Regions from separate parts of the Homo sapiens genome. Here region 1 is linked to region 2. Evidence: chromatin loops called from intact Hi-C (ENCODE). Cell type or tissue: prostate gland. All regions are shown on one strand. Each heading gives the region's core, and the rest is flanking DNA. Links, peaks and the distances in the headings are about the cores only.

The links. Peaks named below come from ENCODE experiments on the same cell type or tissue, not always from the same donor. Only the 100,000 strongest peaks of a DNase experiment are listed, where the experiment ranks them.
Region 1: a loop joins it to region 2, with 5 times the contacts of the local background. A loop is called at or near these places in 1 of 110 quality-filtered maps.

Annotation. Positions count from the first base shown.
Region 1 is chr9:107,175,247-107,179,644 of GRCh38, forward strand. No RefSeq gene overlaps it. Among named protein-coding and RNA genes, the nearest start is that of RAD23B, 110 kb to the right of the region's middle. In prostate gland, for the core only: no CTCF peak of the experiment used is centred there; no DNase peak of the experiment used is centred there.
Region 2 is chr9:106,668,600-106,672,997 of GRCh38, forward strand. It overlaps LINC01505 (long intergenic non-protein coding RNA 1505), which reads left to right. Exons shown (of 7, transcript NR_104145.1): 6 at 4,270-4,340. Among named protein-coding and RNA genes, the nearest start is that of LINC01505, 55 kb to the left of the region's middle. In prostate gland, for the core only: no CTCF peak of the experiment used is centred there; a DNase peak (open chromatin) is centred at 2,002.

The DNA.
Region 1 (4,398 bases), core at 86-4,085, 510 kb after region 2:
TTTGGCCCAAATAGCAAGAGATTTGCTTCCACCAGGGCTTGGCCACAGACCAGCCGTGTGACTCTGAGATAATTCTCACTCTGTGACTCAATTTCCTCAGCTACTCTTGAGATAATTTTCAACACCGAAAAGAACAACTATTGCTGTAGCCAGAAATAAAAACTAGATATTAGTTATGCTAGATATTAAATGCCATCCAAGAGACAGTAAATTTAAGGGCCCCAAAGTGGTTTCAGGTCTCTGAGAGGAATTTACTCCCCAGCTTTGGAGAAGAAGCTAAGTGCTGTCCTTCTATTTCTGTCCTGCATTCAAAAAGTCATAAATAGTTAACTGTGTGAGTCCTTTTTTAAAACCTCCCAGAAGCATCTAAAAATAGCCTCTGGGGGCTCAATGCATATTTCCTCAGGTCCTCCTCTTAATCTTTCAGTATAGGTGGTGACGATTTATTGTTACTGTCACCTATGGATTTACAGAAACAAAAGCAGCTAGGCTGGAAGGCAAAGAGAGGAAGCTTTTCGTGTGGGAAGGGTCTCTTGGGAAGTGGAACCTAGCATCAATACAGGGATGAGACATGTCACCTCTCCTTTCCTTGGTTTCCCTGCTAGTAAAAGGGGAGAGAAGGAGAAGTCTGTCTCCCCAGGGTGCAGTAAGAATCTACCCTCAAGTAGGAAGCTTCAACAGACAAAGCAGAACCTGCCAACAGCCAAATGCTATTATGACAAGTCAAGTCCACACTCATTACATGCCTTTGCAGTGCATGTCACCCCTGCCGTTTCCTATCTCCAGGCCCAAGTGGGGCCCCTTCTGCCAGTTTTCCAGCCCAGTGGCATGACCGGAGGCTGACTGTCCATCATGAGCTTGATGGACAAGGGACAGGAACAGCCAAGCCCAGCTCAGCTACCTGCCTGTTCTTTTCAACCATGCCTCTGCTTCCCTTATGCTTAACAGCAGCATATAGCACCCCTCTCTGACTCTCAGCCATCTCCTTCAGGCAGGCATCCTTGCAAACAGACCATCAGCCCAGGGCGCTCCTATGGACTTAGAAGGAAGGATAGGGCAGGAACATTCCTGGCGGCCTCCGTGGCCTTGGTCCTCTCTCCTAACAATGCACAGTAATTAGCTGCATCTCGGGCCCCCTGACACCCCTTAACCTGGAAAATCAGGCAGACTTGTGCGACAGCAATCAGCTCCCAGACACATCCAGCCGTAATGTGATTACGCCATTTACCAAAATGCAAAGAGAGATACTTGAGGCGTTTCTGATTAGGGCTGACATTATCCCTCTAATGGGACACCGCATTAATCAAAGCTGTTGCTATGACTATGGCGATGGTGGGGAAATAACCCCAGCTTGATTCTGGGCCTACCCAATGCCGCCAAGGAAGAGGTCAGCTTTTGTTAGGGACATAGCAGAAGAATTGCTTCTTCCTGCTTAAGAAGGGCTTTCTATTGAAATCGCACCAGCAGCCAGAAAGACAGGCCTCTGTTTTCTTTCATTACACTGGGATTTTCTGGTGCCATTGCTCAAGATGACTCGATAGCATTGTTCTGGGAGGGACTGGGATGTGCGTGTGTTGGGGGTGGGGATATGGAGGCTGATTTGTGGGGCTGTCAGAGCCTTCTGCTCTCCAGAACTGTATCTTAATTGCTGGGTGGCCCCCTGGGAATCATGTAGGGCATGAGAACCTGGGGGCGGGGGAGAAGGATGATCTGTGGAAAAGCCCAGCTTTTCCCATGGCATAAACACTCTGGGCTTCTGCTGCTTTCTCCATTCCAGAGCCACTAAAGCATTTGGCAGAGACAAGCCTGCACCACACACCCTATGACAAGGCAGATGGAAAAACAGGCGGGAATGAAATGGATCTGAAAAGCCTGTGTGGAAAACCCCCTGGCCTCTACTCCGGGCTGTGGAGAACCCATGAACTACAGGGGAGGGCAGGGGGAGACCAGGTGATGGGGGCTGGGGATGGGGTCATCAGAACCCCATGATGGCTAGATAGAGGTAAACTGTTCCAAACACCCAAGGCAGCCTTCGCTCCGGTGCAGATACTGAAAGGGAAATAGAGGTCAGTGATGTGGCATAGCTCCTCCCCCCAGGACAGGGATAGAGCAGTGGAGAAGAATCAAGGAATCTGGTTCTAGTTCAAGTCCTTTCTGGAATTTTCTCTGAGCTTGGTTTTCCCATCATCAGAGTGGGGTCAATGAAATCTACTCTGCTGTCCTCATAGAGGTGTAAAGGTCGGTCAGACCACTTCCTCTGGGGGAAAGTGATTTGTGAACTCTGGAGCACAGATATTCAAACTTGGCTGCATTTGGGAGTCACCTGAAGAGGTTTTTGAAGTTCTGAAGCCGGGGCCCCAGCATCAGACGTTCTGGTTTCATTGGTCAGAGAGGCGGCAGGGTGTGGGGATTTTTCAAAGCTCCAGGGGATCCTCATGCACAGCCCAGGTTGAGAATCACTGCTCACAAGTGCTGTAGGGAGCCGTGCCCTGCCTTTGAGCCTCATTTCCTATATTTTTTAATGAGAATAAAAATTTTTTAAAGTAAAAGGCTTTCATGGGAATAAAAGGAAAAAAAAATGTATGTGAAAATGCATAAAGTCGTATATCCTGGATTCCTAATTAATGTTCAGTTCCCTCATTAGAGGCCATTGCCTCTGTTTCAGGGGAGTCTCGTCCCCAGGGTGAGACCCTGGACAGCACCTTCCCTCTTAGCTGTGTGACTGTGTTCAACTGACTGAATAACAGCAAGCATTTACAGCACCTGAAGCCTTTCACATGCTTGATCTCACTTAATTATAGCAATAACCTGGGGAGGCGGGCAGAGATCATTGTTACCACCCTGTGAAGCAACATCATAGGTGACTCAGGCAGTCAGTGGTGGAGCTGGGATTTTAGCCCAAATTTGTCTTGTTCCGAAACCGGAGTTCTTTCCATGACCTCCTTGGTTAGAACTGACCTGAGTCAATTTTGTCATTCACTATGTAGATGTAAGAGGTCTTGGGGCCGTAGGTCTCTGCATGTTGTAATGAAAGCAGGTGTCAGATAGAATTCTGCGATACAGACTTTCATTTATTAGCAAAGCAGGTGCAAAAACAGGCATGTGGCTTGCTCTGTGAGCTCAATGACATCCTGAATCATTGTCCTTTTAGGTGCCCCAGTAGATCCTCGCATGAAAGCTTCACTCAGGGCAGAGGTGACATTTTTCAGCACCACGATTCAGCTAACCTTGTCATTGAGTCATGAGAAAAAAATTAGCTGATAATCAGTCTAACAAACACAGAATCCATTGGAGTCATAAACTTATGGCACTGTTCCATTTAATAAACACAGGGAGACAAGTCAGAAGGCTACCAGAACATTCTAGCCCAGAGTTGACAAAGGCCTTTCCCAATGGCTATGGAGAGGTAGGAAAGGGGTAGGATCATTCACTGAGTCAACCAAATATGTTGAGCACTGTACTAGTTTCCTATAACAAAGTACCAAAATGAAGTACCACAAAATCGGTGGCTTACAACAGAAATTTATTTTCTTATTCTGGAGGCTAGAAGTCTGAAATTAAGATGTCAGAAGGGCCATGCTCCCTCTGACACCTCTAGGGAAGGATCCTTTCTTGCCTCTCTCCTGGCTTCCTGGTTTCTGGTGGGTGCAGCAATCCTTCGTGTTCCTTGACTCATTAATCTCCCTCTCTGCCATCACATCACATGGCTTTCTCCCTGTGTATGTCTGCACCTCTGCATCCTTTCGTCTTCTAATAAGGACATCAGTCATATTGGATTTAGGGCCTGTTCTAATTCAATATGATCTTAACTAATTATATCTTCGAAACCCTATTTTCAAATAAGGTCACATTCTGAGGTTATGCATAGACATAAGTTTGGGGCGACATTATTCAACCCAGTACGGGCACCTACATTACGCCAAGTGCTGTGAAGAAAGAAGGTAAAGGTGAATAAGCATTTTTCTGCACTTAGGTTGCTCAGCCCCCAGAGAGGGAGACAAGCAGGTTGGTGCCTATTCTGAGAGCAGTAAACACACGTTGCTGGTACAGAGCAGATGAAGCATCTCACCCCAAATTAACAGGGTCATGGAAGCAACCACTGAGCTGAATTCTGAAGGCCTGGCAGGAGGTAGCCAAGGCAAGGAGGTCAGAAAGGCAACAGAGACAGAGGGAGGGACATGTAGGTCCAAGGGTCTGGTTGTAGAGGGAGCAGGATGAGTGCATTGAGGCAAGAATGTGGGGTCTGAGATGGACAAGTGGTGATGTGTGAAGCCAAACTGTTAGGCAAGGGCAGGTCAGGAAGCATCTCATGTGCCTGTCTAAGAATTTTTTCTGTGGACCACAGGGAGCCATTGGCATAGTTTAAGCAAGGGAATATTGTAGTCATATTTGCATGTT
Region 2 (4,398 bases), core at 326-4,325:
GCTCTTGTGCCCAACCCAAAAGGACTAGAGAGAGTCGCTTTCCCTCTTTCACTCATTATACATGTGCATTTTACTGCTAACCTCCTAGGCCCAGCAGGAGCAGTGGTGACTGTAGCTTTTCTGAAGGAAGTTAAATTGAGGGCTGGAGTGTAAGTACTGCCCAGGAAGCAAAAGGAGACTCAGGGAAACAAAGCAACTAATCCTAGGTGGTTTGGCCAGTAAGTCATTGAGTGCTGACTTATATCCAAATTCTATAGCCTTTCCACTATGTAACACTGTCTCACAAAGAAGCTGAAGCCCAGAGCCTTGGAGAAGTTTGTTTAGTTTACCACAGTAGGACCCAAGTGAAGCATTTATTGCCCTAGTGAAGCTCTCTGAGTTTAGATTCTTTTCTTTAACTTATTATTTTTATTATTTTTTGAAGCCTGCATGTTTGAGAAAAGAGAGTCTGGAAAATACTTTCTGTTTTCTGAAATCAAAAGTTTTTTTTGTTTCATGGACCAAACTGGTAATATTTCAATGAAAAGATGTCAGGCTTACAAGATCAGGCCTCTAGACCACCCTTCCAACCTTCTCACTTGGTTTCTGTCTGCCCTGAGATGGCCTAATTCAGTAGTCAGACAACTGTTTGCATTTCCCTGAAGATACCACATCCTCCCAAGCCTTTGAGCCTGTCCTTACCTTTTCCAAGATCCAGCTCAAGAATCACAGCTTCTGAGAAATCTCTCCTAGTTCTCTCAAGCAGAGCAAGGCATTGTCAATCAGCTCTGGGTGCCTACAACTCTTACTACATAAGATTATGATTCTTCGTTTACACATCATTTGTCCACTAAATCATAAGGTCCTTATAAAAATTTTTGCTTTTTTATCTGTTTATTTTATATCTACATACCTCCAGCATTTAATGTAGCACCTAGTATAAAGTTCGAGCTCAGTAACTATTTGCTGAAGGGAGAAAAGAGGAAAAGGAGGAATGAAAGGAGGGAGGCAGGAATGAAGAAAGAGTATTTGTATTAGAGTTCTTCAGAGAAAACCAAGAGAATCTGTGTGTGTGTGTGTGTGTGTGTGTGTGTGTGTGTGTGTGTGTGTGTGTGTGTAGCGAGAGAGAGAGAAAGATTACGAAGTATTGGCAAACATTCATTGATGACATAGGCCAGGTAGTCCCATGATCTGCCTACTGTGAACTGAAAAACCAGGAAAGTTGGTGGTGTAATTTGAAGGCCTAAGAGCTGGAGAGATGATAGTATAAATTCCCATCTGGGTTTGAAGGCCTGAGACAGGATCGCCAAGGCAGGGAGAAGATCGATGCTCCAGTTCAAGCAGACAGGCAGAGAGGGTGAATCCTCCCTTCCTTTACATTTTTGTTCTATTCAGATCCTTAATGAATGGGATGATTCCCAGTCACACTGGAGAGGGCAATCCACTTCACTCAGTCCACCAATTCAAATGCTAAACTCTGGTAGAAACTCCCTCACAGATAGATACACTCAGAAATATTGCTCGGGCAGACGTCTGTGCATCCCATGGTCCAGTCAAGTTGACACATAAATTAACCTATCACAGTTTCTGTGCAGTCTGCAGAAGAAAGGAAGCCCACTGATGTTTTGTTTGTTTCTTCTATTATTATTCTCTTGGTGACTTCTTTTAACAGTTTCCTTTTATTTGTTTGTGGGCTTTATACATAACCAATTTTTAATAAGTCCCCACTGTTTTTTTAATATTGAACCATTAGGATTAGGACTTACAATTGTCTGGACTGTGCCACAAGGTCTGAATCAAGGCTCAGGATACATTGGGAGGAAATCTGTCATTATCTACCTCAGTTTTTTCTTTGGTTTGTGTCTTCTCTCTTTGTACTTTCGGGCATAGGCTCAGTTAGTTGCTCATAATACAAGGATAAATGCAATGAAAGCAATTTGCCAGTGCCATTCACTTGCACATCCAGTCATGTCAGCAACTGCTGCCAATTTTCCTTCATAAATATTTTCCATATCTGCTTCATCTTCTCTAAACACCCTGCCACTGCGTTGGGCCAAGCTTTCCACCTCTCTCTTCTGAAGGATTGCCACAGCCTCATGGTGTTCAACCAGCCTCTCCACTTCCCTACCTCTGATCTATCCTCTATCCAACCACCAGAGTGAGTTTACTAAAACTCAGCTCTCAATTGCTTAATTGTCTTTGTCTTCTATTAGTTTTCAACAAAAAGAACTGGTTTCTCTAAGAATAACACTGTTCGCATTGGATGAGGGTCTACCCTAATAATTTCATTTTAAATTGATTGCCTCTTTTAGGACCCTGTCTTCAAATAAGGTCACATTCTGAGGTGCTGGGGATTAGGAGTCTACCATATGAATGTTGGAGGGGCACGGTTTAACTCATAACATCATCCATCCAGCCCCTTTCATACCTCCTTGTTTTTACACATATTGGTTCATTTGCTTGAGATTCTTTTCCTCCCAGCTCCTAAGTGCCACAGGTAGATTTGAATAATTAAAATCTTCTATTTTCTCTTCATCTTGTTCATCATTTTCTTGTATTCCTCTTCTATTATAACCTTTCTTTCAATGAATAATATTTATTGGTTTCCATGTCTGTCTCTCTAATTTGCCATTTTGCCATTTTTGTTCCTAGTGCCTAACAGTTTTTGGCATAGTGTGGATAATTAGATGTGTTAGAATAAATAAATTAGAAGGGATGAGACACAGAAATTGACACATAAAGTGAGCGCCCCGAAAAGCTTAAAAAAGTTATCCAAATGAAGAAAACGAGGAAGAACTTTCCAGGCCTGTGCAGATAAGTGACACAATTATTAGTATAAAAATTAGTGAGTTAGAAATTATAGAAAGTGTGACTAGAAATGTAGGCAGAGACATATTATAAAGGGCCTTGTGAGCCAAGGAGTGTGGTCAGTATCTTATACTCATTCATTCATTTTATACACACACACACACACACACACACACACACACACACATTTACTGACTTCCTAGCACATCATGTTAAATCATTGAAAAGTCTCAAGAAAGGAAATGACATGGCCACATTTGTTTATTAGAATATTATTAGTTTTGGTAGCAAAGTAAAGACAGATTGAAGAGAGTCAAGACTGGAAACAGGGGGGCCATTGAAGAAGTTGTTGCCCTGGCCCAGGCCTGAGATGATAAATAAACCAGCACAGATATTACAGAGATTGGGGTGGGGTGGTGGGGGGAATCACAGTAATACTTAGAAAATAAAAGCAAATAAATTTGATGGCTGATTAAACAAGAGACAAAAGGGAAGTTAAGGAGGAAAAGATAAATCCCATGTTTGGCTGGGTGATTGGTTGGATGATAGAGCCATTCCTAGAAACTTCAAAGATAGAAGAGAATCCAGTTGGAATGCATTTAGAGGTGGGATGGAGTAGGGGATGAAATACAGAGGAAGATAAAAGTTGAGTTGAGTTGCAAGTACTCAAGAAATATCCCATGGGAGATAGCAGATAGATGGCCATCTCTACCAGTCTGAAACTTGAGAGAGGTTCTGGCTGGAGATGTGGATACTGTAGTCATCTACATAGAAAATATAACTGAAGTCATGGTAATAGATCCATATTTCAGAGAAAATGGATATAGCGAGAGGAAGTCAGGATTAATGATAAAACTCTAGGCTTAGTAGCAGTAATCCACCAGCTTTGGCTTTGTCCTATTTGTTGGTAACCCACATATTTGGAAGACTACAGACTTTCTAGGTTCATATTGAATATTGTCATCTAGGAATACATTAGTTTATGAAAACAAATACAATCAAATCCATGACTTTGAAGAGTGACAACCAAAAAAAAAAAAAAAAGCCTCTGGTGATCTCATTTTATTTTGTTCATTTATTTTGCTGATTTTTTTTTATTTGGAGTAATGCAATGTATTAAAAATATAGTCATTATTCATAAACCAAATCTCCCCAAGGAACTCATTCAAAGTTATAATTGCAATAATTAAGTTAGATAAAACAGGTAAAGATTATCTAACCTCTCTTTTCACCTCCATGAAAGAAAACATAGAAGTACACGGAAGTAAAAAAATCTTTACCTGGCAGGAACCCTATTCAATCATCACACAAAATGGGAGGGCTGGAATCCTCCACTTTGAGGGATGAAAACCTAGCTATCAATAACGGGCATGTCACAATTGATCTTTACTAGTAGAGTCAGCCATTTGCAGATACTATTCTGTCAAGCTACATAACCACGTTCCCTCCCCTCAACATCTTGTTTTCTTTCCACTGTCCCAGTGCAGCCATCCAGCCCAGAACACAACAAGAATAGAGTTGATGAGCCCTCTTCTCCTCAACAAACACCTGTGGTAAGCGAAGGCTGTGTCTACTTCTTGACTATTGTATTAATATTTGTCTATTCTTAAA